Regions from separate parts of the Mus musculus genome. Here regions 1, 2 and 4 are each linked to region 3. A link is a loop called in an ENCODE intact Hi-C map of the cell type or tissue named here. Cell type or tissue: left cerebral cortex. All regions are shown on one strand.

Region 1 (8,000 bases), 140 kb before region 3:
TTTGGTTCCACGGCCCTGGGGAACCAAGAGATGCCTGAGAGTCCTGCCTCAGTTTCCCAGCTGACACTGGGAGGATGAGAGGTCTTCTCAGAGTCCTGGGATCATGCTGTCCAGCATGGTTGCTAGGGCTGAGAGAGAGTCAAGCTAGGTCCTCACAGAGCAAAGGCTTGGTGAGACTGTTTTCACAAACTCCTACTTATCTGCTAAAGCCTTGCTCAGAAATTCCCTCCTCAAGGAAGCCCTCCCTGATTTCCCAGAAACAGCTCCCCCTGTCCTCGGCATTGCCCTCACTCTGATGATTACAGTTATAATAATTTGGTTACCTGTCCTTATTCCTCCACTAGCCTACAGTATGAGACCTGGGGATGGGGGGGTGGCAGCATCCTCAGGAGTTACTAGGAGTAGTGGCTGGGCTGACTCGGGCTGCCATCCAGCTCAGGGGTAGCCTTCTCCCTAGTTGTAGCTCTTCTTGTCACTAGTCTGTAAAATTTCTTGCAACATGTGGTCCTGACCACAAGACTGGCAGAATACACATTTGGGAATTGGGATGCAGAGTCTGGAGAAAGGATACATTGAGAAACAGGGCCTGGGAGGTAGGATGGGGCAGGGTGGAGCCAGCAAGAAGGAGCTGGGAATGTGGGAGGGAGGGACAGCAGCTAGTGTTTGGGGAAGGGGGTGCCATCATCCACCCCTCCTCTTCAGGATGGAATGTCATGGACAACTCACCAGGTCTCGCCCAAAGGCCTGGGACAGGACCATCTCCTGCTCCAACTTCTTCTTGATGTACTCAGCTGAGAGTACCATGCCCTGGCGGGGAGGAGCAGAGCAGGGCTGTTGGGAAGCCTCTGGGACCAGAACAGCCAGCGCCCCTTCTGTCCCTCCACAAACAGGCCGTGAGGGCTGGTGGGTACTTCGTTGGCTCCATTTTCAATTGCATTTTCCAAATGGGAAAACAGGGGTTCAGAGGGATATCTGCCTGATACAAACAGGAGTGACATCCCCCCAGCTGCCTGCCCAGATGCTTCTAGGGACAGGCCCTGAGCTCCCTAGGCCTTAGTGGGCAGGCAGAATAAACCACATCCTTCTGACTGATCTCTGACAAGGGAAGATGCCCTGCCAACCACAGGCACCAGAGTGCTGTCAGGGATGAGGGCAAGGTGGGGGAACCTCAGGGCGTTGAGCTTGATACCTTGTGGCCCAACCAGGTGCCTCTGTGTCCCTCCACAGGGAGGCGCTCAGCATCGCCTGTCAGGTCAGTCAGGGCATCCTTGGGGAAAGAAAAAGGCAGGTAAGAGGTGTCTGAGGAGAACAGGCAAGGGCAGCAGGTACTGGGGCCTGTGGAGTAGACACATGGGCAGTTACCTTGGGGGACAGTGTTCCCCGGATACTGATCACCACTTTCTTCTTGTCATGGTCCACAGCTACGTAGAAGGGAGTTTCATAGACCTAGGAGTACCAGCTCATGAGCCTGAGTGACCCCAGAATGAGGCCAGACTATGGTGATGAAACTCCCCATGGGCCACAGGGTCCCTAACACCTGTCAAAGCCAGGGTTCCTGGAGGTCACTGAGGATTCTTGGGTACCTAGCCCTTCCATTCCACTCTGCCTCAGGCAGACCTGTGCTCAGTCCAAGTGGCTCACTGCCTCTCCCCAGTGCCTCCTGTCGCTTCTAGTCCCTTAAGGCTGAGCCTGGAGGCCTTCATGCTGGCATTTATTTCTCCCATTAGTCTGAGGCAGTGTGAATCTCAGGCACCAAAATGGAGGAGGCCATCTCTGGTCTATACACTGAAACCATAGCTAGCTCCACTGGCCTGAGGAGTGTCTTTGGTGGCCTGGTCCCCGGTGGCCCCCAGAGGACCTTGGGCCCCAGCCTGGTCCCTCACCGCATCGTGACAGGAGGTGTAGACAATATCTACAGCAGTCATGTTCTCATCCAGGAAGTGACGGCGGATAGCGATTGCGTTGCAGCCACAACAGTTGTCTTCCTCAATGGTGACCCCAGGGGCGAATCGGGGTCGTGCAGGGCAGAGACAGCACCTGGAATGGGGTGGCAGAAAGCTCAGGGCAGGCAGCACCAGTGGAGTGATGTTTTTTCCTTTCCATCTTCTCTGGAAGTGGCTCCAGGTGGGGCTTCAGCCCCACCCTATCTGTCTCCTTTAATTACCCTTGTGAAGCCCTGGTGACCACTGAGTGGTCAAACCACGAACTAGTTCATCACACAGTCTCCTAACACACGACGCTACCTGGACCATGAATCTTCCCCTCTTGGCTGCAGATCCCACCGCTCTTCTTTCTTCCCAGGCCGAGCCTCGTCTCCAGCTTGCCCTTCATCTTCAAGGTCCTGGGTCTAGCCTGGACCTCCCTCCCCTCTAGCAGCCTACTTCATGTGTTTTCCATAAAGTCACGTAGGACAGCAGTAGACCCACTGCAGACCTCCGAAAGGCACCTTACTGGACTCCTGCGTGGCATCTCCCCGTAGCTGTACTGATGGTTCCCTGACTATCATACCAGCTTCTCCCAGTCACATTTTTTTTTCCAGACAGGGTTTCTCTGTGTAGCCTTGGCCGTCCTAGAACTCACTCTGTAAACCAGGCTGGCCTGGAACTCAGAAATCCACCTGCCTCTGCCTCCTGAGTGCTGGGATTAAAGGCGTGCGCCACCATGCCCGACTAAGACCGGCTTTCCAGGCTGGAATGATAGTTGTAGAGCACCAGACTCTGGCTTTTACTCGAGTGATGGGTATTGAACACAGGTTCTTGTGCTTGCAAGGCAAGTGCTTTACCAACTGAGCCAGCTTCCCTTCCTACATTTGTTTGTTTGTTTTTTGTCTTCGAGACAGGGTTTCTCTGTGTAGCCCTGGCTGTCCTGGAACTCACTCTGTAGACCAGGCTGGTCTCAAACTCAGAAATCCACCTGCCTCTGCCTCCCAAGTGCTGGGATTAAAGGCGTGCGCCATCACAACTGGCCCTAGTAACATTTAAAACCAAACCTGCCTGCTGTCCTTTCCCATCCTCTTTGAGCGCAGACCGACCTCCTCTCCCCTGTCTACCTTTGTCCCCACTCTACCAACTCAGTAGCACATGGAGGGACCCTGTGACGGCACATCGAGCCACTGTCACGTTTCCTCTTAGGGTCCCACAGAGACGCTCCCCTTCTCATCATAAAGGTCTGAGTCCTTTCCGGGATCTGCCCCATTGGGCCTCATCTGCCCGACCTCCACACACCCCTCATCTACACGGATCTTAATTTTCCTTCCTCTTCCCCCACCAGATTCTATGCACATTATCCTCCCCATACCCTTTAGTCTCCATCCAAATGAGACCCTACAGTGAGCTCCACTCCAGGTACCTCTCTGACAGGGCCAGTCCTGACCTGACCCCTGGTCTAGCACTCAGCTCTGTCCCTCTATAGCATCCATGTGCTCCGCTGACCTGCCCCAGAGTCCCTCATCTGTGTACCACTGTGGCAGGTGTTACACAGGGCAGGGTCTGCTCTGTGCTAGTCACAGATGTTTCCCCGATCACCAAGCCTGTTAGGCATACAGGACACTCCCCAGGGTAGATGAGCCAGGGCTGAACTGCTCATTCCACTGGGGATGGAGGCAGGGACAGGTTGGAGAAAAATAAGCATCTGCTTCTCAGGCCACCAGGGGGAGCTAGCACCCAACAGATTGGTATCCAGAGCTGGGGGCGAGTATAACTGGGCTGCAGGCCGTCTTGAATTGACATTTCCTGTGAGGTGTTTGTCTTCTCAGAGCAGCGCCTGTGGGACTGTGACTTCCCAACAGGGAGAGGCCTCATCGAGAAACCCCAGAGTCAAGTCAAGACTTGAGCTTGCCTGAGCTTTGGATCAGGAACTGCCCCATACATAGGATACAACACACAGGACACTCATCCTAGAGCTGTGCCTGGAGAAGCCACCATCAGGGTAAGTGGTGGCAGGTTTGGCTCAAGGTCCTACCTTCAAGACTTCAGGAAGTTCCCCTCTTCCCTCAGCTGAGCAGAAGGCTCAAATGAGGTAGGGGAGCAGCAGGACTTGGGTTCCAATCTTTCCTGCTACTTCACATTCTGATTCTGTAACCATGGTCCAGATAAGCCTTGGCGTCTTCCTGTCAGAGTCAGCACTGACTGCTGCTTCCCAGAACTACTAGACCCCAGCCTGTCCCCTAGGCCAATCCCCTTGTCCCACTCCACTCTCCACACAAAATAGGCCCTTACAAAGTGTGATGTGTCACCCACTGTGGCAGACAACCAAAGTTCAGGATCTGAGAGTCCATGGAAGTGACAAGCAGCAGGCAGATAGCAGATGCTAAGTACGGTACCCAGCGATCTCTGTCTCCAATTATCCCCACACTTTGTGGCTTTGACTCCACCCCACCCTAGGTTCATTCTTTCAAGAGTCCTGGACCTGACTGTGCCCCACCAAAGCTGAGGACTCTGTCTTCTGCCATTTCAGTACTGGCTCATGCAGGAGCTGATATTTCCACTGTCTCCAAAGCACTCAGAGCCCCATAGCCAGCGGCTCTGTGATTTGGAACTGTCCTATGGGCTAATAGCACCTGCTAGAACCGGGGAAACAGGCTCCTGGGAAATGGAGAGGGCCCATCTAAGCACAGGCCTAGGGGCTCCTGGCTCAGAGCTCATCTTGAGAATCTCTCCATCCAGACTCAGGATGTCCAGTGTCCCAGGATTGCAGGGAAAGTGACAAGCATGTGCACTTGGCAGAGATGGGAGGAGCACACAGTGACCTGGTCCTCTCTGCTCAGCTGGGGAGAATGAGAACACGGTCCACGTGGAGGCACTGTGCAGCAGGCATGGATGCGGTCGCCTCTGGGAGGAGGCACGGAGAACAGAGGCACTGCCCACTAGGTCACTTTTCTGGAACAGGAGCCCGGGGAACTGTCCTGCTTCTGCCTGTCATGGACTGAGGACGGAGACACCAGAGAAGGGCAGGGTCCTTCCAAAGCCCTTCTCTGGCCCACTTTAAAGCACAGAGCCCCACCTCTTTTCCATGAGAGCAGGGCTGAGGGTGGAGTGAGCTACAGGTCGGATCTGGGTCCAGGCCTTCTTTATTTTGGTTTTTCGAGGCAGGGTTTCTCTGTGTAACCCTGGCTGTCCTGGAACTCACTTTGTAGACCAGGCTGGCCTCGAACTCAGAAATCCGCCTGCCTCTGCCTCCTGAGTGCTGGGATTAAAGGTGTGTGACACCACTGCCCGGCTTGCCTTTTTTTCTTTACTCAGAACTTTGTACTAAAGTGCCTTCTTGGTGTACTTCTAGAGACCTCCATGGAGTGGGCCTACTTCCCAAGAAAATTCTTTCTTCTAAAGAGGCAGCACACAACAGAGCATCCAAGAGAAGGGAGATGTGGGCAGGAGGGAATGTCTGTAGCGGGCAGAGGATGGCCCAAAGACAAGAAAACTAGCAGTCAGACACTCAAAAACAGACGTATCCACATCCCATTTCACAGATTTAGAAACTGAGGCTCACAGAAGTACACTGACTTGCCCAAGGCAGCAACTGAAAGTCTGCCTGTAAAATTCCAGTCCAGGGAGGAAGCAGGAGGAAGCCAGTGGCCCAGTGACCATATGGAAGAGAGGAGGTAGGGGCAGGACAGCAGTTTCAAAGCTCCAGGGGAAGTGGGTACCAGTTCATCACTGCACCCTCCCTCCAGCCCATGCTATATGCTACTGTGGCTGGGGACTGGCTGTGTACTCACGAGCAGGACCGAGCCAGCTGGCAGAGACCACAGGTGGGCTTCCTCATCAGGTACATGGGCCAGCCATAGGCGGCTAGGGCAAAGAGCATGTAGTAGCAGACTTCTTTGTAGCGTAGCATCTCGTGCTGGAAGACAGGATGCAGAGGGTGGTGACTTCTGCCCTTCCTGCCTGATACCTCAGTCACCACCAGTCCCTGAGGTGGGAGCCCGCCTACTTGCTCCAGTGAGGGACAGCTGCTGGGCCCCAAGGAGGAGCAGTCCCTCCAGACACTAATTACATTTGCCCAATTATTTCCCTATACCCAGGCCAGCATACTCATGGGATCCATCCTATCATTATTGTCTCGGAATTTATGATCTGGGGACAGAAAACCACTTGGAGCCCTGGCTTGTTTACCCAAGAAGGAAGGGAACATGGGGTGTGAGTGGCAGTCTCCCCCCACCCCACCCCTTAGCAATCAGGTCCTGGGAACTTAACCCTGTGAAACCTTAGGGCCTGAGGCTGCGAGTGTCTATGGGCAACCAGATAAGCCACACTGGGCATGGGAACGGTCAGCAAATGTCTCTGGCTCACTAATCCTCTTGGGCTTGACTCACAGAGTCCCAGGCTCCTGAGGCTGGGGTAGGCTGTCTCCCTGAGATTGGGATCATGTTAGAGAAAGGTGCCAGTTTGAAACCCAGGAGTCTGCCGCCCAACAGCTGCCCTCAATGGTTGGTGTCAGCGCTACAAGCTGTCAGAGGCTGGGATGGCAGTGTCCCAGCGAAGCCTGTCAGTCAGTCCCCAGCCCCTAGGCACCAGGACTGCGGCACTTGGAGGGAATTAGTCACCTTGTAAAAGTTAAGGAGGGTGATTAGTCATCTTGTGAAGTGAAACAGGTAGGCCTCAATCAGCACCCTCTGCCTGCTCTTCAGGAACTCAGGAAGGAGCCAGTAGCTGCAGAGGCAATTACCCTGGGTGACAGGACAGGGAGGCGGGGCGATGGTAGCCTCTGCCAGGTGGCAGGTGCAGACTCTGCACCTCCCCAGGGGGTGGTAAGAGCCAGCCAGGCAAGGCCCGAGTGAGTGGCGGGCAGCTGGCTAGGGGAATGGACTAGATATGTATGTGGCTGGTGAAATGAAGTGATGCCTGCTTTGGGGAGACAGATGCCTGGGCCTTTCCTAAAGACACAGATTCCCAAGGGCCAAAACTTTTCCAGCCCTGTCTGATTTGGTACCAAGCTTCCAGCACCTTGCTTGCCTGGATTTAGGATGGGTCAGTTCCCCCTACTGCAGCTCTGCGTGCAAGGTATGCCTAGGGCATTTTATATCTGTCCTGAGGGCTTTGAGGATGGCAGGCTTGCTCCAGGTAGCAGAGAGAGGTGACTGAGCAAGGATGCACCTAAATTAGTTTGCCTCTCCTGTGCCAGGCTACCAGCTGTGATTTCCCCCCCTCAGCCACACTGGCCTGGGCTGTGCCTTCCTTCACACCATGGGGCTCACGTTGCCAGGACACACAGACTTTCTATTAAGGGTGCTCGAGGAAAGTTTCTATTGCTAAAACGGTGTTTAAACGGCCACACCACACCCCACTGCCTGCTATGAGAGGGCAGCAGCAGCAGCAATAATGTCACAGCTCGTCCCTGTAAAGCACTGTGCAATCTCCAGGAGCAGGGGTCAAGTGTCCTGGAGTTTGGCTAAGGGATTCAGGGTCCTCCTTAGTGATAGACACAGCATGATGTGAGAGCATTGAGGACCTCATCTGAGACTCCCTGGACAGCTGAGCAGGAGTGGTGGGGTTGCCTCACGCCATGTAGTTGCAGGGAAGCACAGAGCGGCACTGGGGACAGGAAGAAGCTCCACTCACCGAGTTCTTGAGGTCGAGGTACTTGGTGTTTCTGGTCACTGGCATCCCAGACAGGAAAGCCAAGATGTCATTGTTTGCCTGGAAAACAGGCGCGGTAAGATGGACAGTGGTCCAGATGTGAAGGTGAGAAGGGAGTTCCGTTTCAGCCTGCCTCAGAGGTCTGAAGGAACCACGTGGCTTGCAGCTCTTCTAACATCCAGCAGTTTTCAAAAATCACATTTCCCTGTATTTCTAGTTTTCTGCATTCTACCCAGACCTTCCAACCCCAAGGGATGGTCCTGAGCCACCCGAGAGAGAAAGGGGTTTTGTATGAGATGTCCAGAGACCAGAACTAGCCTGTTGGTGAGGACAGGGGCCAGGGCAGATTTCAGACAGAGGCTGAGGCACTGGAGCTGGCAGTGGCCATCGAGCCCCGGTGAACGGGACATCCTCAGAGGCTGG
Region 2 (8,000 bases), 52 kb after region 3:
TCAGAGTGGAATGAATCACCTGAACTGTGCAATGAGCCCAGGGCTTGCTCTGTTCAGGGAATTGAGAGCCCCGAGCAAGCACAGGCTCTCCTGTGGAGAGGAGGTGGCATGGCAGTGCTGACAGAGGGGCTGCTATCACCTAGGTCAGGGCATAAAAGACCTGTGGACAACTAGGCTCTCTGACCACACCCTCCCTTCTAGTTCCCACACCTGTCATCCCTGCAGGGAGAACAAGGGGAACATCCCCCTTCCTGTGGCCCAGCCTCACTCTTCTTTTTGCCCTATAGGGGAGCCGAGGGGAGCTGCTCTTGTCCCTCTGCTACAACCCCTCTGCCAACTCCATCATCGTGAACATCATCAAAGCTCGAAACCTCAAAGCCATGGACATCGGGGGCACATCAGGTGCTGAGGCTTATCACAGCAGGGTGGGCAGGCCTGTGGGGGAGCTTCCCGTGACACAAGGGTCACTTCAGATTCGGGAGATAGAAGTGTATTGGGGTCCTAACCCTAACCCCTGCCTGTTGGTCCTCTGACTAGAGATAGCAGAGCTCTCTGGACATATTCTGGGTCAGTGCCATCTTGGCAGCCAGGCTCCCTGAATCGGGAAGAAAGGCAACATTGTGGTGGGAAGACCCTGGTCCCAGCTCAAGCTGCTTAGGAAGACCTGTACCAGCATGAGAACACTGAAGCAGTGGCCAGGGTCTTTTTAGGTTCTACCTTATGCTAATGATCCCTAATCCCTCTTGTTCTTGCCTGACCTGGCCTAGTCACCCACTTAAAAAGCATGCAGCCAGCTCCCACTTAGGTGCACCTGGAAGGGCATGAGGATCCTTGAGTCCCCCACCCAACATACACACTCTGACCCTCTGACCCTTCCTCTACTATCACCTACCAGACCCCTATGTGAAGGTGTGGCTGATGTATAAAGACAAGCGGGTAGAGAAAAAGAAGACCGTGACAAAGAAGAGGAACCTGAACCCCATCTTCAATGAGTCTTTCGCCTTCGACATACCCACGGAGAAGCTGAGGGAGACCACGATCATCATCACTGTCATGGACAAAGACAAGCTCAGCCGCAACGACGTCATCGGCAAGGTAGGACTGGGCTGGGGTGCACAGCCAGGCCCAAAGGGTTTGCCCTGAGGAGGCAGCAGGGGCCAAGGATAAGCAAACCAGGAAAGACAGCCAGACAGGGAAGGAGGTAATTCCCCAAAGGTTTTCTGAGTTCCCGACTGGTTTAGCCCTACTTCTGGGACCAACTGAGTGGGGCTGTGGCAGAGCCCCTGCCAGAAACCAAAGACCCTAGTGACTTCAACTAACTGCTCTGCACAACGATGGCCGGGCAGTCTGCAGTAAGTTACTCAGCCTCTCTGAGCTTCTGTGTTATCTGTAAAAGGAAGCTGATGCCAACCCTGCCGATCGCCCCAGAGTAAGGTCAGAACCACCTGAGATAGAAGGAAATTCTGGATGAAGGTGACCGCTTCTTGCATGGTAGGCAAGAAGCCAGACATGACTTGAATTTTTCAACAACACAATTCTGTCATTCATATAAACCCTCCACTTTCTACTTTGAAAAGCATGTTCCTGTGTTTTTAACTCAATATTAGGACTCAGCACGGACACAAAAATCCAGCTGCCTGGGTCCGGGTTTTGTTGTTTGTAGCTTTTAGAATGGAACCCAGTTATACACTGCCACTAAGCTACACTTCTGGTACTGAAGCGCCACCCTTAAAAGCTGTCACCTCTCTGAGCCTCATTCTCTCTGCTGCAGATGAGAGTCAGGGAGTGATAGCCACACAGTGTAGTGGGAGCGTTTGATAAGGGCACAGTGAGACGCTCAGCCTGGCGCCTGAAGTACGTGTGTAGCTTCTGTTGTTGTAGATGCTAGCTCTGAAATGTTTCTGCCGATGGCGTGTGTGGTCATTTATTCAGTAACAGAAGTCTGACTTCCATTATGCTCTCTTGTTTTGTTTTGAGTCAGTTTCCCTGGCTGTCCTGGAACTCGCTCTGTAGACCAGGCTGGTCTTGAACTCTAGAGATCCACCTGTCTCTGTCTCCCTACTGCTGGGTTCAAAGGCGTGCGCCACCGGCTCAAGCTGGCCTCCTTATGTAGCTGAGTATGTATGGTCTTGGATCTCTGATCCTGCTGCCCCTGTCTTCCAAACACTGTGGTTGGTTACAGGCAGCTGCCATCGAGCCTGCCTGATGCAGTGCTGGGGACTGAGTATGGGGGCTCCATGTGTACTGGACAAGCACTGACCAAGTCAAGTCATGGAAGCGTGACCAGGAATAGTGCCGAGAACCAGTGATCAGGACAGAGGAAGTGAGGGAGTGGAAACACGGGTCCCTAGGTATATGTGATGTGTTTATAAAAAGATAAAGAGAGGAGGGGATATGTTCTATGGAGGTGAGGTGAGGTATGGCCTCAGCGGGCCCATGCCAAGGCATCCCTCCCCCCTGAGGGACCAGCCACACGACAATATAGTATAGAATAGAGTTTATTCAGGGTATGGGGAGGGGAGTTAAGAGGGTAGTAGAGGCAGAGAAAGGCAGAGGGAGAAAGAGAGTAGAGGAGTAGAGGCTGGCCATGAGCTTGTGGAGAGAGAGATGGGAGAAGGGAATGGGGAGGGGGAAGGGAAGAGCAAGGGAGCAGGAGAAGAGCAAAAGAGCAAGGAGGGTGGCAAGCAACCCCTATTATAGTGGGACGGACCTACCTGGCGGTTGCCAGGTAACTGTGGGGCAAAGCATACCTGGCTGTTGCCATATAACTGTGGGGTAGAACTTAGACAGAATGCTAACAATATGACTGTTTTAGATACTTTTCCTCTGCTGTGAAAAAGCACCAAGACCAAGGCAACTCATAATTTAATAAAATTAATAAAATAATAATTTAGGCCTCCATTTCAGAGGGCAAGTCCAGGGCCATCATGGTGAGGAACATGGTGGCAGGCAGGCGGGCAGGCACGGTGCTGGTGCAGTAGCTAGGAGCTCACATCTGAGTTGGCAGAGAGAGCTAACTGGGAATAGCATGGGCTTCTAAAACCTCAAAGCCCAGCCCCAGTGACACACTTCCTCCCACAAGGCCACACCTCCTAATCCTTCCCAAACGTGTCCACCAGCTGGGGACCAAGCATTTAAATATAACAAGCCTATGATGTCCTTCTCATTCAAACCCCAACAATGGTGTTTGGAGAAGGATGGTCTGGCATCTGCAGAGAAGGAGCCACTCTGGAGGCATTCCCTAGAAAGATGAAAAGGAGAAACTAGTTGTTGGGGAGAGAAAAGCAGCTAGCCTTGTGGAAGAAAGCTGGCCCTGGGAGTATTATTCAGCCAGCCAGTGGGCACAGGTATGGAGACTAGAGTGTATGCTGTGAGCAGGGCCCACTGAGCTCCCTAGAGGCCCTTGCAGCCATGCTACAACTCTGCTTTATAGAAGTAGATGTTCTTGGGGGGTACTTTAGCTTCCTTTACCAGACCAGCCTTCTGTGGGCCAAACCAAGTCAAAAATGTTTTTTTTATAATGTTAGTTTTTACATTGTTCTTTTTTTTTTTCTTTTAAGTTTTATTTATTTATTATATGTAAGTACACTGTAGCTGTCTTCAGACACTCCAGAAGAGGGCGTCAGATCTCGTTACGGATGGTTGTGAGCCACCAATGTGGTTGCTGGGATTTGAACTCTGGACCTTCGGAAGAGCAGTCGGCGCTTTTAACCACTGAGCCATCTCGCCAGCCCCCAAAAATGGTTTTGTTCTTGCTTCGTCCTGGGATAGTTTAGGAAGCCCAAGGACCCTGGAACCTTTCTGAATCACAGGCCCAGCTCAACTCCTGGAGACTGGGAATCTGGCCTTGTTCCAGGCTATGGTACCAAGCTGGGCTGACATTGCAAAAGCAAGTAGGCACGAAGGAGCACTTGGCTGTGACCTGTGGCGGTGGTAGTAGTGGTGATGGTGGGATAGTGGGGTGGAGCATTTAGTGAGCCTCAGAGTGAGACTGAGAACTTAGTCCAGCGAGGGCAGCAGACACACGCCACTTCCAGCTGTCTGTAATATCAGTGTCTATTATCAGTCAATTGGCTCAGAGGAGTCTGAGTTGCACAGAGGAGCCTTGAAGCTGAGAAAGATATTCCACCCCTGCATAGGGCTTGCTCATTTTGTCTTGGTGTTTTATCGTTTGTTTGTTTTGACAGGCTCTTGCTTTATAGCCCAGGTTGGCACTCAAACTCACTATGTACCTCCAGGGTGGCCTCCTACTCATAGCAATCCTTCTGCCTCAGTGTGAGAACTTTAGGTATGAGAATTTTAGGTAGTAATACCTGATGTTTAAATGTACATAAAAGTAGGAAATGTAATATGGTGTATCCATATCCCTCTTGCCAATGTCCTCAATTGCTAGCCCCTCACAATGTATCTGTCACAGCTTAAGGAACTGACATGGGACCTTGCTGTGAACCTGTCAGACTTCATTTGCATTTGGCCAGTTCTTCCACTAATGCCCCAGGCCTGCTCCTGGATCCAGTGTTAGCTAGCACGTTGTACTCTGTCGTCAAGGCCCCCAGGCTCTATGACCTGTGACAGTTTTTTGCCCTATGAGTTGTCATCTTGATGGCCTTAAGGTGCCCTGGCCAGGATCTTGCAACACTGTCCGCTTTTCTTCTAATGCCCCTGGTCTTAAGCATTCCTGGTGTCTAGGCCAGGCTCAGCTGAGACTGCTTTGGGAGTTTCTGGGGCAGCCCTGCAATGTTGCAGGGCCCTTACAAGAGCCTAGGCTGCATTGGCAGTCTAGAAGCACCAAGACTTTCCTTATACCATTTTGAACTTTTAAACTATGACTGAAGGTAAGACTCTTAACTCTGTGTGTTTTCCCATCTGAAAACTGGGGCTAATCTGGTAGTTTGTTCACCTGCCAGGTTTGGAAGCACACACTGACCTCGAGATATATAGCCCCCAGTACAAAGTCAGGGGCGGGGCCAGGAAATGCAGGGAGATGGGAGAGACAATAACAATGGTGTCCCTTCCTAGGTCAGGGAAGATTGCCCCAGCCAAATGCCTGTATCCTGACCTTCACTGCAAAATAGGTAACAGTTTGATGTCAAAGGGCCAGGCATGCCCAGGCCCTTGAGGGATAGCAGTCAGGAAACTAGGTCAGGCTGGCAGGAAGGGAAAGGGGCAGCCTCTGTGGGCCAGGCTGTTACTATGGGACAGGGCCCAAGCCTCAGAGCCTGCCATTACGCATCTTCTCTTCCTCCCCAGATCTACCTGTCCTGGAAGAGCGGACCAGGTGAAGTGAAACACTGGAAGGACATGATCGCTCGTCCCCGGCAGCCTGTGGCCCAGTGGCACCAGCTGAAAGCCTGAGTGGGGCCAAGGGAGGCTCCAAGGGCCAAGGCCTGGCTCCCCATCATGCCCCTACCACTTTATGCACAATGCCCAGCCCGGCACCCCTGCCATGGTGAGGGGAGACCCCGAGGGCTCAGCCAGGGAGGGGTACCAGAACTCTACTGGGCCCCATTTCTAGGAAGTACCAGCCCCACCCCATGAGTCCAGCTCAGGGGTGGGGGCTTGGGAGCCATTCCCTGCTTTGCCTCTTTCTTTCCTGATTTGCTGATACTAAAGACGTGGGGGAGAGCTCAAGAGCCAGATGGGCAGATCCCTCCAGAGGCCCGCCAGGTGGGCATAGCCCCCGTTTTCTTTAAGGCAGTGCCTGGAGTGGAGAGAAGCCACCCCTTCCCTAGATCCCCTTTTTGGGGCCCAGAAGAGGAAGGCCGAGGCGTTTGGCCACGGCCTGGTCATCAGGCCCATCCCCAGCTTCAGGTGCCGGCTGGGCCCTGGACACTGAGGATAGTATATAGCCTGTGCTCCAGAGTCCTGGAGATGTGGCCCTGTGTATTTGTGTTGTGTCTACTGTGTGTGTGTGTGTGTGTGTGTGTGTGTGTGTGTGCCCACATGCGTGTACACATGTGCACCTGGAAGCTCATGCGCACGTGTGGGAAAGGGGGAGCTCACTCCCTATCGCCCTGGGACCAGCAGTGCTGATTGGCTATGGAAAATAGCAGAGTTTCGTGAGGATGAAGTAGGGCTGGGTCAGGTAGAGGTCAAGGCCACAGGGAAGGTAGGAGAGGAAGGGTATGGACGGCTGAGAAGAAGTGGGGACCAGGGCAAATGGCTGTTTCAGCTGCCTCCTGGCACCCACTTTGCCTGTCTCTGTAGCCCCCACCCCCACAATTCCCCAGTAGCAACTCTCTACTGCAATGTCGTCCCTTGGGCCTGGGCTCACACTTTGTAGGCACCTACTCACCGTGTGCATGGCCTTCCAACAGGGCACCACTCCCATCCTTCTCAGGCATTCCTAACCCCTCGCCCAGGGACCCCCACCTTTCCAAATCTCATTTTGCAGTCAAATTGGCATCTGCTCCACACTCTGGCTTGGATATAGCCCCCGATCCCCACCCCTTGCCCCGACACCTCCACCTTTTCTTTGCATAATCTGATCAACCCCTGGCCTTCTCCAGGCTGTCTTGACACATACCCCACCCCCACCCCTACCCCCACCCCAGAGTAGCAGCTCTTTCTGCCCCTCCCACCCACCACGCAAGCAGAGGAAGCGGGGAGCATTCCAGGAGTCTGAAGTTGCCATACCCAAAGAAGCTGTCGTCCCTTCTCCCCGCCTCTGCTGAGACTAGAACTGGCTTCCCTTTGGAAATAGCAGACTCCAGAATGATCCCTCTTAAGTCCTGTCGTCCCTCTGTGCTGTATTGAAAAGACCCAGCTGGTGAAAGAGCCTCAAAACCAATTCAGAGACTTGAGCCCAACATACCCTAATTCTACCACCAGGTGGCACCAGAACACCACATCTATGGTAGCAGTTGGGGACCATAAATACAGTTCTACCCTGACTGGCACCTTGACACCCCAAGGATGGAAGGGGCTCTGGACTGCATCTGCTTATCTAGAGCACAGTGGGAACACAGTTATGTGGGCACAGTTTCCTTCAGTGGGCTTCCCCTTAAGCTCACCCTTCTGCTCTAGGTGGGAGATCTCCTTTTGTCCATAGCAAAATGTCCTTAAATCAGATTTCACACCCTGTCCCCAGGGACCTGGAGGAATCCCTTATGTAGTAGGTGAATCATTCGTAGAGTGAATAATTCCATTGTAAAACAAATAGTTACCCATATTACTTGTAAATCTAAATGTTTGTATACTACAGCTTTTGCTTTAAATAGGACCATCCCCAACTCCCTTGCCCAGCTGGGTGTAACCCCAGGAAAGGGACCCTCCCAACTCCCTGCAGAGGCTGTGTGGGAACAGAAGAGGGTAATGTAGAAAGTCTGGAAACTCGAGAGAAATCGCTGCCATCCTTCCTTCCATCTGCCTCAGTCTCCTGAGTGCTTCCACCAAGGCATCCGAGGGGCCCGAGCAACCTGCACCAGCAGGTGTAAAGTTGGCAGCGGGTTTATGCAGAGCGTGCTCCTGCACCTCTTAGCCAGTCAGCTCAGCATCCCCCCACATAGCTGTTCTCCCCTCAGACTACTAGGAATAGTAGTGACCCAGCCTGGGTGGAGGGGTGGGGGGGCCAGCCAGACCTTGCAAACAGTGGGTGGAGAACAGAGTGGGTTTGCACAGGGTGCAGCTGGATGACACAGAGGCTGGGCATAAGATGTTAGGGCAACTGGGGGAACATGGAAATGGGGGGGAGGGACTTGAGGGTGAGGAGGGCACCAGAGCTCTGCCACCACTGTCCTAGGATCTTGGGCAAGTCACCCACACTCCCTGGGCCTCAGTTTCTCCATCTGTAAAATGATGGTAATAATACTTCACCTACCTCATGGGGGAGGTTGTGAGGCCACCATCACCTGACCTAGGGGGTCAAGGCAGGAGGGCTCTGAAGGTGCTACCCAGAGCAAAGTTGTCAGTGAGGCCTGAAAGCAAGGCCCACCTGCCAGTCCACCCTACCCCACAGAGCCTCTAGGGACCGCCAGAGCCAATCTGTCTCTTCACTGTGT
Region 3 (8,000 bases):
TCCACTGAGGTTGACCTCCTGGGGGCCAGACACTGTATTCAGTCAGCACTGGGCTCTGAGACTCAGTCTCCTCTGGAGCTTCACGCCCTTCTCTAAATGTCCTCTAGGTGTGGGCTGAAGGGACATTACCTTTGAGGGGCCTTTTCATCTGAACAGGTCACCTAGCCTGACATTTCTCCCTAGGGAGAACTAGGGGCATCCTCTTGCTTGCTTCTTGTCAGTTGAGTTCAAAGCCCAGCTCAGGAGTGGGGGGGGGGGGTGCAGTGGGGACGGTCTCCATTGCGACTAGGTCACCGGCCCTGGGCCATGCCCTCACCCACCCACTGCTCTCCTTCTAATACTTTGGCATCATGATGTACTATTCCTCCAAGCACCTCTGCCGTCTCCACAGAGACCAACTTGATGTGCTCAGCATCTTTCGGGCAAAGGGCCTGGATTCCGTAGCTGCTTCTGACAGGCTTTCAGCCCCCTGGACCTTCCCTTTCTTGCTTGCCCATCTTGTCCCTTGAAACTGCAGGGCCCACCCATGCTTGTGGTGAGAGTGTTTCTGACTGTGAAGGAAGCTGGTGAGGTTTTTTTTTCTCTCTGGTGTGGGCATTGGACTGGTGGAACCAAAAATAGGTTGGATCGGGTAGGGTATGTTTGAATCCCGATCCTCTGGCATCTCTGGGGCCTTCTGTGCCCCTTAGTATAACCATCCACTCCTTAGAATCCCTGTAGTTCCATGTCAGAATCCCATTCCTAGCAACTTACTCGAGGTCTCCCAGACTCTGCTGTCCCTATGTCCCCCTCCCTTTTGCCTGGCACCAGGTAGGAGTGAGATATGCAAATTAATTCCCAGTGAGACTCAGACCAGTCCCTCATCTCCCCTCTGGTCCCACAGGAACCAGTACCTCTTACAGCCTGATCTCTTCATCCCCTCTCAGGAACACCTGTGGCCCATTATTGCTTCATTACAAAAAAGAAAACAAGAAAAAAGAAGATATCCTCTTCTGCTCCTTATGCCCTGAACCAGTGCCAGAGGGCTCTCTCTCTCCCCTCACTCCCTCTGCAGGTCCCCATTGGGCTCATCCTAAGACCAAGACTTTACCTGACAGCTGCTATTCTCTCTCCACCTGATCCCTGGCCCCTAGGCGTTGTTACTCCTGTTATTATAAAGAAGAGGTGGTGGAAGAGAACAGGAGCCAGGTGGAGAATGAAGACCTGGTCTTTCCCATATACACCCATGAGCTCCTGCTCCAGGCTGCCCAGCCTCCCACCCTCTACCTGCAGCCTCCTCTATCCTCTCCCTCCCAACCTTCATCTTCTGCATCCCAACGCTGGCCTGGTCTGCCTCCTTTAGTCTCTCTGACTGCCTGTCCCAGGCTAGGCAGGGCCTCAGCAGGCCTGCAGGGGTCAGCGTTGCAGTGGGCAGGCAGGACAGGCAGGACAGCAGTGGGAAGGAGGAGGGAGGGAGAGGTGACCTTGCAGTGAGCTAGTGAGCAAGGCCAAAGAGAAGGGCTGGGAGAGAGAGGTCAGGTCCCCAGGGCTTCCTACTCAGTTACGAGGCTTCTGGGACTTTGTTAGTCCCACTGGACAGCAGTGCCTGAAGCCTTCATTTGTCCCACCTGTTAGTGGATTCTGTCCCCTGCAGACACTCTGTCAGGCAGGTCATCCCCTAGGGGTGAAGGACACACACACACACACACACACACACACACACACGTCCTTGACATGGCAAAGTAATTACTGTCTAAACCAACTATCAACTCCCTGGGTACAGTTAAGGGCAGAGTCTAATGAAGGGGTTGGTGTGAAGCTGGAGTTAGGGATGAAAGAACAGATTAAGTTTATGGTATAAGGCCCATGGATGGGGCCAGGGCTAAGGCTGGGTATGGAAATCCAACAAAACCAGACTGTCCCACAATTTCCCTGACAACTGCTCTCCAAAGGACAGTCCTCCCCTAACTGACCCCACCTGAACAGGCCTCATTTGCTGTAATGCCTGTGTCCTGGGCTTGGCGCAGAGGTTAGAACATCACAGCATGTGGTTCCCCCAACAGGTATGGCAGGGTCTGAGGCTGAGCAGGTCTAACACTGGGTTGGGATATAGGGGCCCCTCTAAGCTGTAGAGTTGCTGTGGAGACAGGCCTATCACCGACTGCTCTGTGGCGTTCCATGGCCTTGTAGAGACAGCTTGACCATCAGGCTAGATGCTTAAGGACCCTAGGATTGAGAAAAGAGATGGCCCTGAAGACCTTCTTTGGTGGTAGGATGCTACAGAAGGTTGGATCATGGTGATGGGCCAGCTTATGATAGGTGGTAGGGGTTATGGGGAAGGCTAAAAGGCAGAGGAACAGGTGGGCATCAAGTAAACAAAGGGAAGTCTTTGGTCAGCCGGTCCTGGCCCTAGCTGACCCACAGACCCCAAGGGCAACAGAGCAAGGGCCTTCCAGCCCAGATGTTGAAGCATGTCATGGGAAAGGACAGAGGAGGAGCGAGTGGTCCCCTGCCATCCACCCCCACTCTCCACCCACCACCTATTCTCCCAGGGACTTTGAATCCTTATTGAATCTGATGGACCGTTTTCAATAACTGCTTCCCCCAGGGGAATCAGGCCTGGAACAGCAGGGGAATAGCTGGTGAGGGGGCCATGCGCTGGCTGGGAGGCTCAGTCCTGAGTGGAGGAGGAGGAGCTGGTTCCATGGCCTCTCAGAGACACTGAGATATCCCAGGTGGGCACAGACATCTCTGTGTCCCCATTCCATGGTCGGTGCCCACAGGTGGCACTCACGGTCAATGAGGTCAGCTTTCTCCATCAGGGCGGTCACTGCTCTGGCCAGGTGCCGGAGCCAGTCTGTGCCAGGCTAAGCCTGGGTACCCTTCTCCCTTGCCAGGGAACCCCAGCCAGTGGTGCCAAGCGAATCGTGCCAGTTCCATGGACATGGAGGTGCTGACCTCCAGGCAGCAGGGGGTAGCCCTGCTGGGCTTTGTCCAACTTGCCTCTGGAGGGCCAGACTCTGTCTCACCCAGCAGAATTCCCCAAGGGTTGGAGCAGAGTTGGCAGACAGAATGAGACCTGTGGAAGGGACTGGAGAGTGCCCAGCATCTATGCCTGCATTCCCAACCCTTGATAGGAAGGTGGGCTGGCTCGGCGGCTGCTCGGGAAGGCTGGGCAGCTTCTACCTGGAAGGAGCCCTAGGGAAAGGTATGTCACCTGGGGTGGTTGGGCCTGCAACTGAGTTATATGGTGGGCTGGGATGTTTGGGGAATTGGTATATCCACGTGAGAGAACATGTGGGGCTCCAGCGAGGGGGGAGGGGAAGCTGGGGTGCTAGCAGAAGCTTGGTGGCTGTGTGTGTACCTACGTGCGTGCGTGTGCGGGAGGCAGCTGGCTGGCCGTAATAGCTGCGCTCCTGTGCCGAGTGCCCTGCCCGCTGTAAACAGCAGCTAATGAGTGTATTCATAGCAAGGTGCATTGAGGTGCATAGGGAGCCGTAATGGAAAGCTCCCAGGAGGGCCCCTCCCCCCATCCTGTACTCAGCCTGACAGGGTGGGGACTCTCTAGGGATCCTGCCTACCCCCTGCCACACCCTCAACCTGCCAACTTGGCTTCCATCTTCAGAGATCAGGGCCTCACCTGGTTGTAAGCAGGTATGAATGTGAACATGGGATGGGTTGTGAGGGTATTCTGTATACGGAGACAAGATTACCATGATGCTGAGTGTGTGTGTGTGTGTGTGTGTGTGTGTGTGTGTGTGGTGTCTGGTATGTATGTGTGTGTGTCTGTGTGTGTGGTATGTGTATGTGGTGTGTGTGTGTGTGGTGTCTGGTATGTATGTGTGTGTGTCTGTGTGTGTGGTATGTGTATGTGGTGTGTGTGTGTGTATCTGTGTCTGTGTGGTGTGTCTGGTATGTATGTGTGTGTGTCTGTGTGTGTGGTGTGTATATGTGGTGTGTGTATGTGGTGTGTGTGTGTGTGTCTGTGTGGTGTATGTTGTGTATGCATATAGCTGGGTTAAACTGAATTCATCTGTGTTTTGGTGATTGATTCTATGCATGTGTGTTTGCACCCCTCCCCCAGGCCCCAAGAGAAGGACTGTCCCCTGTATCAATAGTTACCCTGATGGTGACAGAACCAAGGTGTTGTCAGAGCAGGCTGTGCTGCTGGCCCTGCTCCTTCAATGTCCTTGGAGTTCGGGAGAATGAGGGCCTCTGGGGCTGCTCAGTGGAGAGAAAGGGGTGACCCTGTTCTTCCCACTGGAGGAGGCAGGAGGGAGGGTCTGAGTCTCAGCTTCAGGAGGCTTCCAGAGCTATGGTTTGCATCAACAAAAAGGGGCCTCTGGTTCTTGTGCCTCCAGGAACCCCAGAAAAAAGAGAAGAGGGGTGCCAATGAGTCTGTCCTAACTGGTAGATGGTGTGTATACCTACACCCTCCCAGGGCTGGGTAAGTGTGAAAGGGGTGTCTGCATGAAGCCCCAAACAGGGGAGTAGAGGAGAGAGCTGTGTGGCTAATGTGTCCAATTAAATTACTTCAAACCCTGCCGCGGCAGCTGCTCCCGGTGGGGCTCTGGATACAAATTGGATCCGTCTCATTACTACGGGATAGTGTCAGCAGGGCCAGAGAGCTGTGGCTGGCTTGGCCAGCCCAAAGCAGGCCCTGTCCTGCTTGCCCAATCTGAGTACACCAGAGCCCCCTAGAGGAGTTGCTCATCAAAGCATCCGCTGGGGTCTCTAGGCCCAGTGATATTAGCGTTCCCTGTCTACCACCTTACAACCCCTGGCCCGATATGTAGCAGACCCAGGACCCCTCTGAGCCCCTGGTTTCTTCCTCCCAGAGTGGAGTAGGGTGTAATGTTGCTTAAGGATTCCTTCTCGGCTCTCCCAACACCTTCCCACCACTAATAGTAGCAGAAGCACTATAGCAGTAAGTCTTATTTGTGGAGTACTTAGTATATGCTAGGTGCCTTGTGTGTATGCCACTAGGGATGACTTGCTTAAACCAGGGCCCTAGGCCTACCTGCTGTCTAGGCGCATTCCTGCCGAGGTAGTTGTTGCTGTCTCATTTTTCCTCTGCTGTCTCAATTTCCTCCTCTGTGAAATGGGCATAATGATGGTTCTTTCTTTCTTGGGCGACTGGAGGATGAGGAGAGACGAGGCAAGAAGAGTAGTCATCTCAGAGCTTCGCACGTAGTAAACACTCGTGATGCGGAAGGGCAGCTGTTATCAACATTACCCCGTACTGAGAGATTGATGTGTGGGACGGGGGTTCTGGAAGCTCCGGGAAGGACAAGCATGCTACTGCCTTAGTGAAAGTGTTGGGAAGGATTTCGCTGAGGCCATGGGGAGTAGCTGTCAATGTAGCATGGATTTGCCGAGTGCTCGCTGTGTGACACGCACTCTTCTAAACTTATTACACGTCCGTCATCAGCATACCCTGGCAAGGACTTGCAATTAGAAGTCAATTGGGATTCTAGGCGTGCAGCAGGATCCAAGAGCTTTGGGTACAGAGCTTTGGGTCTTGAAGATCAAATAAGAGCTTGCTGTAGGAAGAAGCATAGGTCAGGCATTTGGCAATGTGCTAAGGCACAGGGACCTGAGAGGGCTTGGTCAGTTGAGGCAGCAGTGACCAGCGACCGAACATGGCTGGAAGGGAGACCCTAAGGAATAGTAGCCTGGAGTGAGGCTTGGGAAGATAAATTAGGCCTGGGCTATTGACACAGGGAGCAACTGAGTCTCATGTACTCCAGACTGGCCTGGAATTTCTACCATAGCCCGAGAGGACCTTGGACGTCTAGTTTTCCTGCCTCTCTACCTCCCAAGTGCTGGGATTGTAGGTTTATACCACCATATTTAGATTATGAAGTGCTGGGGATTCATGGCAGGCAAAAATTCTACCAAGTCACATCCCCACTTTTGTTTTGTTTTGTTTTTTTTACGGTAATGGAAGCCCTTTGAATAGATGTCTGTAAAGAACTGTAACAGTGTGGTAGTGTGAGGGTTGGGGAGCTTAGCAGCAAGATGGAAATGGAGTTAGAGTCTCACCAGGAGAGATACCTGCCCATCTCTGTCTCTGACCTTCTGCCACATTCTCTCACCTAAACATGGTCGAGCCCAAAGCCGTTACCCGGGCTCTGACCTTAGCAAACCTGTGGTGGGTGTGGGCATTTAGATGCCAGCCAGTCTGGATGGGCATCAGTAAAGACCCTGAAAAGGTGTTCTAGCACTGGGGTCATTAGACAAAAAGCCTTCTCTCGAGATGGATGGGGAGCCAAGGGGAGTAGTAGTTACAGGGCCCCAGAGACGTAGGTGATATTCCTATTGATTGGTCTGCATCCCATGCCCACTTTGTGTATCAGGGACAGGCCATGACAGGACCACAAAAGTCACTCAAGCCTCCAGGTCTGGGCTCCAGGGTCCCAACAGCACTAAACTGTCTCCATGACAGCTAGGCAGGGCACCCCTCCCCCTTCCCCATGCCCAAGCACAGGGGTCCATTTCCAGCAGGGTATAAATATATCTTCTTATTTCCCTTGGGTGCAGACATCCCAGGGCAAATAGACTTACACTGAGATTTTGGTAGCATACACACATGTTGGCATTTGAGTCCATATGCGCATACATACATATGAGTGTGTGTGCATGCATATATATATGCATGAGGGAGTGTGTATGTGTGTGTGTGTGTGTACCACCTTGCTTTTTAATCTAAACTTCACAGCTAGCCTAGGTTGTATAGGTGAGGAAGCTGAGGACCAGAAAGCTAGAGGATCTTGGCTGGGTCATCCCACAAGGCAGGATAAAGAATTTGAGTCATTCTTACTCCATAGGCTGAGTGGTAACCACTGAGAAACGCTGCCTAACACTTCCCTTATCCTACTAGGATCCCGGCCAGCCTGTCTCTCAGCCCATCTCTTAGAAGGGAGTGCTTAGAGTTGGTTTGGCTGCAGAGCCGGACTCAGAGGGTGTCCCCAGCATCTTCCTTAGTGCTTAGGGCTGTCCCTATAAACCCTTTATTCTCCTGTCCCTGAATGGAGTAGAGATCCTTTCTTTTCCATTCTTCTCCAGGCAATGTGGAAAGATCCTCTTGCCAGATGATCTGGGGAAAAGAGGAGGAGCCCCTCACGCCCTGCTTGGCACCTGCCAGCTTGGGAGGAGCCCAATGAATTGTCTGTGTGGCCCTCCCCAACCTCATTCCTCCCTCTCCAGCCCCCGCCTGGTTGGGGAGGTGCGAAGGGAGCGATTTCACAGCCTGTCAGCTGAGGCCTAAAAATACCCAGAACTCTGAGATGTTTGGGCAAGGGGAGGAGAGAGAGCGTAGGGACCAGGGATGGGGTGGAGGGGTGCAATTAAAACTCAGCCAGAGAGCCCTGGTGGTACCATAGTCCTGCTTGGGAGTGAGGGCTAGACCCTCTGTTCCCATGTCCCCCATCTGTCTTATTTGTGGAAATGACTAAGGTGGGGCTGGCATCCCTAGGGTTGTGAGAGCTGAGTTATGACAGCTAGAACTGAGGGAAGGCTTGGTCCTTGGTAGGAACCATAGACCCAAAGGCCCCCAGAACCTCATGCTGATGCCTCTTTCTCTCCCTTTCCACCCCCGAGTTGGCTGGCATCTTGAGGCTGTGGGAGCCAGGCTGTGCCTGAGCCTGCTTCCTTCCTGGAGAAGGTGCCTGCTTCTGTTAGAGGAGAGGCGTGAGGAAGGCAGTGGGGATGGGGGTGCCAGCAGGTGTGTGACGTGGTGAGCCAGCCACCCAGGCACTAGAGGGAAGCAGAGGAGAGAGGGTGTGGTGGCCCACGTCACTACCACGTGGCTATGCAGTGCAGCATGGCACGAGGTCTCCACAAACCAACCAGAACCCAGAGGGGTGTGTGTGTGTGTGTGTGTGTGTGTGTGTGCATAAATGCATACTAGAGTTGGCCTCATCTTGGTGCTGGAATATGTGTGGGCATGTGTGACCCAGCATGACTATTCTAGGTACATACTGATTAAGAACAGATGAACAGGTAGGTAAAGAAGGATA
Region 4 (8,000 bases), 54 kb before region 3:
GGCACCAGGTCTTTTTTTTTTTTCTCTTGTATGTAAGTCACCTGCCCCTCACAGCAGCCAGGTGGAAATTGCTTCTCTTCAAAGCCAACCCACATGAGAAGGCGTGCCAGGCACTAGGTACTCCATGTCTACTGGGGCTCCAAAGGCTCACAGCGGGGCAAGGGGTACCATTACCACCCCCGTTAGAGTTGGGGACTGAAGTCCAGGAGAAGTAACTCACCACAGTTTGTAGCTAGGGAGAGTTCCAGCTGCCATTTCAATTCCCACGTGTCACCCCCGTGTCCTCTACATTGTGTGGAAGCCAGCACAGGCCCTGACTGTCTAGCCAGGGCTTGTCTCATGTGCTCTGTACCCCCACACTCCTCCTCCCAGCCTCCATGCTAGCTGTGTGACAGGCACCCCACAGTACCTGGGTGGGCAAGTCCCTCTACCCACGCTGTCAGTTCCCGTTGCTGCCGCCTCCTGGTGTGACAGCTGCTGCACCAGGCCCAGGTGTGCAATCTGTGCCCCCTCCCCCTGAAGGTGTCACTTTCCATCTCTCCTCGTGGTGCTGAGCTCATGAGCCTCCCAGACCACAGCTGCTGCTTCTGGGACTGGGCTCATCAGTGATGTTACTGCTAAGATGACAGTTCCAGGGGGACTCAGGGTGGCTGGAAGCCAGTCCGCAGGGATCCTCGAATGCTCAGTCTGGCTTATGCAGCTTCTTATCTGAGAGTGAGGTGAAGAGGCTGGGCTCAGCAATTAAGGATTTAGGGTCTGGGCATGTATAACCCTGAGTTCAAATTCTAGATTCAGCATTTAACGGTCCCCTGGAAAAGCTGAAAGAGTGAAAATATAGGTGCCTTGGTGAGGTTCTCAGCCCTGACAGAGAGCCTAAATTTCAAGTGACAACTTGGGCATTTACTACACGTGGGACACGGTACTATTCCAGGACTCACCCTGTGCTATCCTCCGGGGCTTCTGTTGGGACTGAGCAGCCTGGTGCCTGTGCACCCCTTCCTTGGTACCTTGTAAGCCATTATGGTATCGTTGAATAGGATTGCTACTGAGTCCTCGGCAGATGAGATGTCCTGCTGGGAGGGTCAGAGACAGGGCACGGGGAGGGAGAAGGCCAAGTTCAAGGCCATGTGTCCATAGCTCTGGGAATCTGTAGCTGAAGCCGTGGGTCTCTGGATACCAGGCTGGTGACTAAGGATCAGGAACTAGGGCACCAGGAAGCGTTACACAGATGTATAGACACAGTGTACTTAAGGGCAACTCTGGCCATGGAGCAGGCTAAACCCACATCAGCCTGACTCTCCGCCAGCGTGTGGGGGTAAAGGGCAGAGCTCTAGGTCAGGTCCCTTTGCCCAACTCTTAGAAAGCCCCCTCTTCCCCACTCCCAGGCCCTCTCCCCATCACTATGCTCACCAGCCCCTGCGGAGCTGGCTAACGCACTCATTGAGATGCTGCAGCGGAGGTGGGGCCTAGGAGGACTTTAGTAGCCAGGTTCAAGGAATGCAGAACCACACTCTGAGTGGCCGGCATCCACAACATCACAAAAATACAAGTCGTGAAAATTAATCCTAATTTGGGCTGTTGAGTTCTCAGTCTGGTCTGTCTGAGAGACAATTACCCCCAGAGGTCACAGGAGTCCTCACTTAAGGCTCAGAGTCACTAGGCTCTGGTTTTACACACAAGGGTAAGAAGCAAGGGGGAGAGGACCTTCAGCTTGGGTGACAACAAGCCACTGTTTTTCAAACCTGAGCTTGTATACCAGCTGCCTCAGAACGACCTGAAGACTGAGGAATGTATAGACTCTTGAGTCACAAAAGAAAGATAGTGATGGATACTCTCAGAGGGAGCAGAAAGTACTCATTTATATAGACAGTGAAACATACGGGAGGTGGACAAAGGGCAGGAGAGTGGGAAGGGAGGCTGTGTAGCAAGTGCAGAGGCTCTGCACCTTTGCAGCGTGGGAAAGCTCTAGAGACCTGATGCACAATCGGATATTTACTACTGGACTGAACACAAAAACAAGGGGTGTCCAAAAGGCAAGGGACACCAACTGTGTGGCTGCAGTTCAATCCTCGGACCCACGTGGAGGGAGGAGAGAACCAACTCCTAAAAACTGTCTGTCCCCTAATGTTCGTACATACCACGACATGGCACGTGCCCACATACAATCATAGGCCACCCAGCCCACGCACAAATAAATGTCGAAAAAGCAGTTGCTTGGTGTAGTAGCACACGCCTTAATCCCAGCACTTGGGTGGCAGAAGTAGGTGGATCTCTGTGAGTTTGAGGCCAACCAGAGCAACACGTGAGACCCTGATTCAGAAACAAAAACAACAAACAAAAAGCAGCTAAAATTGAGGCTGGGGATATGGCTTAGTTGACACAATGCTTGCCTATCAAGCACAAGGGCCTCGGTTCAATCCCCAGCATTGTGTAAGTCAGGTACAGTGAGGCACACCTGGACCCAGCACTTAGTGTTGTGTAAGTCGGGTACAGTGGGGCCCACCTGAATCCAGCACTAAGTGTTGCGTAAGATAGGTACAATGGGGCATACCTGGATCCAGCACTCAGGAGGTAAAGAAGCAGGAGACTTAGAAGTCCAAGGCCAGCCTTAGATAAATGCACAGTGAATACAAAGCCAGTCTGAGCTAATGAGACCCTAAAACACTCAGTATGAATTCAAGACAATGGTCTAGGCTTGTGACTCGTGCACTTCAGAAGATATCTCGTTCAAGGCCAGCCTGGGTTATAGGGCAAGGCCTTGTCTCTCAAGCAGGCAGGAGTGGGGCTGAGATACTAAATTTTACATTATGACCTTTTTTTGTGCACTTAAAAAAATTCTTTACAATCCTGCCCCTGGCACCAAAGATCCTTTTACTCTCATCTGAGGGATTTGAATTTTTACTCTCCTGGTTGGGGCTGGGAGGCAGGGAGTCAGACACATGACTTGCTCATGCAGAGCCAGGCTCAGAGACCTCTGAAAAAGCAAAGGCTGTACTGAGAGAAGTCCTCCCCTCCCCCTGCCCTCACAACCTCCCTGCCTAGCAATCATAGGAGCCCTGTGCCCTCATCTCGCCTCTGCCAGCCCTAGTGAACTTCTAAAGCACAAATCCGATGCAGGCACGCAGCTCTGCAGCTCTGCGGCTCCATGAAAACCCTCCCAGCCTCCTGCTGGCCTTTGTAAAATAGAAGAAGCGACTTCAACAGAGCCTGTTCAGGGAGGGATGGCAACACACTGGGCCAGGGAGCCTCTGGTGTGGGCAGAGGTCCCACCAGGGTCCCTGCCCAAAAGACAGAACAGAATTGGGCTGAGAGAAGCTTTCAAAAGAGAAAGCTGTTTTGAGCAGAGCTATGGGAAAGGAGGTGGTGTTGGCCAGCGCCCCAGGGAAGGTGAGAGGAGGTAGGACCCAGGGTAAGGGGCAGCAGGGCAAGGAAGGGCAAGGAGGTACATCTCATGGGTGACAGGTAATCAGGAGACCTGCACTGGTGAGGGCAGGCATGGGAGGGAGAGCAGAGAGAAGATAAAAAGGCAGTTTGGCTGGAGCTAAGGACTGGGAGCTCTTAGGGCTGCCTCTGTCTGTCTGTCCCCAAGGTGGTGTCAGGCTTGGGATCTGGTTGCTGACTCTAGGATGTCCCCGTTGCTTTCCTTACTCCTGGGTGGGGGCTTTAGGGAAGGTGATCTTGTTCCCAGCTACCCACTCCTCTAGGCTCAGTCTGCCTCTCCTTCCAGCCTATGGATCCTGTCTCCTCTCAACTACACAATCAGACTGCCTGTTGATAGGTTTATCTATAGTCACTCATAATAGGTGTTTAGTAAAATCTGGTGGACTGTTGAATGCATGGGTCTAAGAGGGCAACCCCTACAGATCCTCAGACCCCACTTCTACCAGGGCCCCTCGGGCTTCCTAGGACATCAGAGATGAGTCGGGGAGTCACTGTAAGAGAGGTCCATCCTAAGGGAGGTCAAGTTGCAAGTCTCACTTATCTCATGACCAGCCATCCCAAAGGAACGCACAGCTTAATACGAAGAGGTCCCAGACAGTCTCAGCAGGTCCAGTCAGAAGCCCCCACCCCCACCCCAACTGCAACACCCATTGTCAGCCTCACCAGCACAAAGGAATCCACAAAGGAACTGTTCCCATACCCAGCATGCATTCCAGAAAGCTCCCTTCCACCCAGAAGTATCAAAAGATACCTTTTACATTCACTGGTACTCACTCACAGGGGGGTCTCTTCTCCCTACCCACAGCCAACCATACAGCCTCTCAGCTAGAGCCCGCTCAGCATAACAGCCACAACTCCTAGAAGACCCCAAGTTCACCCCAGAGGCCAGTGTCTTGTGACCCTCCTGCCACAGAGTCATCATGGTGTAGCTCATGCAATACTTCTGCTTTTCAGGACCAGGGAAAGCAGAGATAGCCCTGTGAACGCTGGCAAAGAACTCATTGAATCATTGTTGGCAGGGAGGTTAATTGGATACAGATGTAAGCTTGTTCCTGGGACAGGTATGTTAATAGGAGCTAAAACTTCTGAGAAACCTCGGCGCTGGAGGGAGAGATTAATTCATCAGAGTCCAAGGTCACAGTGAAACAGCACCCAGAGAGCACCCATCGACAACTCTGACTTCTCACCTCCTCACTACCAGTGCCCTGTGGTTCCCAACAAATTCCTGCCCCTGAGGACCTAGGAAATAGCGCTGTGCAAGGCTGGTCTCGGAATCACTGATGGAAGCTTTGCTGTGATCCTGTGTGGGGTATCATCTCAGCTTAGGAGACTGAGGAACTCGAGGTTTGCTAAATGAGATGAGATTTGTCCCAGTTGGCAGTGAGAGGCTCTACAAGGACCCTGACTTCAGTCTCGGATTCATTCTAGCCTGGACCACAGAATGGCCAGGAAGACGTTCTCTCGCTGTCCACTAGGAGGCGCCAGTTCTCCCTGTTGGTACCAAATGCCGTCGGGACCCTCAGCCAGAGTGGCTTTCTTTGGTTTCTAAGCTAGCTGGCCTGCTAGCCCTCGGGTTAAGGTCCAGAGGCACAACAATCCTTCCCTTCAGTTTCCAGGGGTCAGAGAAATGGTAGGGAGGGTATGAAATCCACAAGGACCGGGAGCCGATTATCACCCGCCTCAGTTCTCATGGGAACCCCAATGTGTTAGATCAGAGTGGAGTCAGCTATAAATGGCAGAGGCTCAGAAAGGCTTGGTAACTGGAGGTCACAGACCAAGACTGTGGCATTCAGGGGCAGGAGAGTGCTGGTCTCCAGGCCTGCAAACCAGAATGGTGACAGAATGGTAAAATACTACACAGAGTGCTCCAGTTATGTCTCAAAAGTGATGAGCTGAGGGGCGCACATGATACAAGGCTGGAGCAGCCAGCAGGGTGTGTGCGTGGTAAGGGTCTCCCTGGTGTGGGTGCTTCTCTCTGGGACATTGGCACAGTGAGGGGGACACAGGATGGCTTTGGAAAATCCCAGGCTTCCCAGGCAGGTGACAGAACCAGCTCTCCCAGCCAGACCCAGCAACGTGGAGGCCAGAGCCACCTGACTCTAACTATAAATAGAGAGATGACGGAAGGCTCCGGAAGCCCAAGGGAGGCCAGAGAAAGGGAGTCTGATGCTCCCTAGAGACTGAGGAAGATACACATACAAGGCACCCTTCTGTAGTGTGCCTTCAAGGTCAGCTAGGAGTCCTGCAGAGGGCTGAGGAGGGGACTCTTGGCAGGCACTGGCTCAGAGGGTGGGGCAGAGGTGAGCAGAGCTGTGACAGATGACAGGTCCCAAAGGCCAAGGGGCTTTGGAAGCCAGAGGGAAGGCTTTGTGCTTCGTGCAGAGTCGCGCTCTTACAGGACTTCTGGCAGCGTGTTGGAGAACGGGATGAATGTCCAAGAACAAGAAAGGCATAAGAACAAAGAGCGAGTGATTCAAGGCCGCTGGGGGGCACAGTGCCAGGAAACACAGCCAGCCTTCCTGTGGAACAGAGGCAGATTATGGGATGCCGGAGGCTGCCGGCTGGCTCCAAGTGTGTTCCCCACCGAACTCCTGATGCTGAGCCGGACACAAAGTCACCTGAAATGAAGATGGCAGATCCAGCATATCCCTGAGTTCCTCTTAAGATATCTATAGTCCTTCTGTGATGTATAAACCTCTTGTTTCTTCTTTGCTGTGCTTTAATGTGCACGTGCTTGTTGGAACTGGAGCAGCCGTTTGGGACCAAGAAACAAGTACTAATATAGGTACCCGCGTGTGGGACTGCCATACCAGCCCTGAAGTAGATACCTCCACCTTCTGTTTACTTGGGAGAAAAAAGGAAACAGTATGTGGCCACTGTTGCTTTGTTGGTTGTGTTGTTGTTTCTGTTTTTGTTTTAGTTTTAGTTTCTTTCAGATGAATGTATTCTAAGTACATACAGGTCATTCATGAATCTCCCGAGAGCCCTTATACATGGGCCATTTTACATCTGATAAGCACCTCAGTCATGCTAGATGATTCTGCATGAAAATTAGCAGGTGTTAATCCTTTCCAGAATCTTCCCCGGGGAAGCAGCGGTGGAATGCCCGCCCGGCCATGTGGCATGGGTGGTGTGGATAGATGTCTGTGCCAGGGCAGTCAGCCCTCCAGACAGCTTTGTCTTCTTAATCTACAAGTCAGAGCCTTGGGACCACCAGGGTCCCTGAAACTTCTACCACTCAATGCTGGGCCACCCTTGTACCTGCCACTATGCTGTGTATTCCAGGCTAGCTGGCCATGAGCTTGCAGCTCATTCCCCTGTCTCTGCCATCTATCTCTGCTGGAATAGCTTTGAGTCATCACATCTCAAGAACTGAACTCAGTGTTACTAAGTTTCAACGGCAAGTGCATTCACCCTCCGAGCCTTCTCTCCATACTCCTATTGGTTCCTTTTGTCCTTCCTGGATGGGTAGGATTGAATGATCACCCTATGACAATACTAGTCACAAAGCCACCATGTATCAAAGACCCCAGGTCACCCCTTACAATAATCAGCTTTCCATGAGGGGACTGTGCACGCGCCTCTTCCCCTTGCTGGGATGGAAACCTAGTTTCTGACCTTCACAGGAACAACTTTCCACTGTGGCACCCAGAGAGATGCTGTTGAAGGCCACTTCTCAATGCACCGAATCCCTTACTGGATGGTGAGCAAGCAAAGGAGCAGGAGGCAGCTGAGAAAACATTTCCCCGCAGCTTGAGCTGTCTCTTTGACTCTTATATTTATTTTGTTGAGGTCACAGGGCCTTTAAGGGGGGTTGGAGAGCTGGTAAGGGCACTCCGGGCCCACATCCCTCTTCCCAACATCACCTTCCAGTGGACAGCACATCCCAGGCCTGGGAGAAACAGGTCACAGGGGTGAGGCAGAAGGACCCATGGTTGGAGGTGAAGGGGTGCAGGGTGAACAAATGGATTCAGACTGCCTGGGTGGGAGCCCTATTCTACCACCAGTTCTGAGAGTCCCAGGGCTTTGACCCAGCCAGGCCTCCAGTTCACGATCATGTCTCCTAAGGCATTGTGAGCGAAAGGTGACTCAACATATGTCAAATTTTAGGACATTGTGTGGTGCCTGAAACCTGCCCACAAAGCATGAGCTGCCTGTACGTCATCAGCATCATGAGCACGCCACCGCAGGGAGTAACGCCATGACTGAAACAGGCCTCTTCACGAAGGACGTGACCCCGCAGGGGTGTAGCTTCTCACTTCCTATTTCGTAAAGAGCACTCTCTGCCCACCTGATACATCACCTCCCACTCCTGAAAGGGGCTTGGTGACTCTAGCTCAAGAGAGTAGTCTGCATCCTACTGCATCAGTGTCAGAGGCAGCCAGGAGTTTGGAGCCTAGGCAGAGCCTAGGCTGGATCTGAATCTGAGATCTTAATTCCCTGATTCCTTTGGTTGAGATGAGCTGATGTCAGTGGCTGCCTGTAGGTTTAAATAACTCCAGGTGGTCGGTGACAGCAAGGAATATCTGGGGCCAGAACAGTGAAGGGGCAAGGGTTTC

What was found. Peaks named below come from ENCODE experiments on the same cell type or tissue, not always from the same donor. Only the 100,000 strongest peaks of a DNase experiment are listed, where the experiment ranks them.
Region 1: it touches region 3 in a loop (2.7-fold over the local background); 4 of 42 quality-filtered maps call a loop at or near these places.
Region 2: a loop joins it to region 3, with 7 times the contacts of the local background. A loop is called at or near these places in 12 of 42 quality-filtered maps.
Region 4: it touches region 3 in a loop (2.9-fold over the local background); 22 of 42 quality-filtered maps call a loop at or near these places.

What each region holds. Positions count from the first base shown.
Region 1 is chr19:10,254,935-10,262,934 of GRCm38, forward strand. Dagla (diacylglycerol lipase, alpha) reads right to left here. Exons shown (of 20, transcript NM_198114.2): 8 at 7,560-7,637; 9 at 5,717-5,841; 10 at 1,884-2,037; 11 at 1,363-1,446; 12 at 1,190-1,267; 13 at 727-807; 14 at 1-15. Among named protein-coding and RNA genes, the nearest start is that of Myrf, 18 kb to the left of the region's middle. In left cerebral cortex, a CTCF peak has its summit at 3,652 (motif pointing right); a DNase peak (open chromatin) is centred at 3,668.
Region 2 is chr19:10,443,090-10,451,089 of GRCm38, forward strand. Syt7 (synaptotagmin VII) reads left to right here. Exons shown (of 12, transcript NM_001373944.1): 10 at 288-402; 11 at 896-1,095; 12 at 5,251-8,000. The coding sequence ends at 5,355. Among named protein-coding and RNA genes, the nearest start is that of Lrrc10b, 10 kb to the right of the region's middle. In left cerebral cortex, a CTCF peak has its summit at 6,832 (motif pointing right); a DNase peak (open chromatin) is centred at 6,826.
Region 3 is chr19:10,390,779-10,398,778 of GRCm38, forward strand. All of the region lies in intron 1 of Syt7 (synaptotagmin VII), which reads left to right. Among named protein-coding and RNA genes, the nearest start is that of Syt7, 5.8 kb to the left of the region's middle. In left cerebral cortex, CTCF peaks have their summits at 1,391 (motif pointing right), 4,678 (motif pointing left) and 7,731 (motif pointing right); DNase peaks (open chromatin) are centred at 617, 1,368, 2,915, 3,288 and 6 more places; H3K4me3 peaks cover 2,085 bases; H3K27ac peaks cover 5,313 bases.
Region 4 is chr19:10,336,423-10,344,422 of GRCm38, forward strand. No RefSeq gene overlaps it. Among named protein-coding and RNA genes, the nearest start is that of Gm30263, 26 kb to the right of the region's middle. In left cerebral cortex, CTCF peaks have their summits at 4,912 (motif pointing right) and 5,926 (motif pointing right); DNase peaks (open chromatin) are centred at 3,166, 4,918, 5,564, 5,925 and 1 more place; H3K27ac peaks cover 637 bases.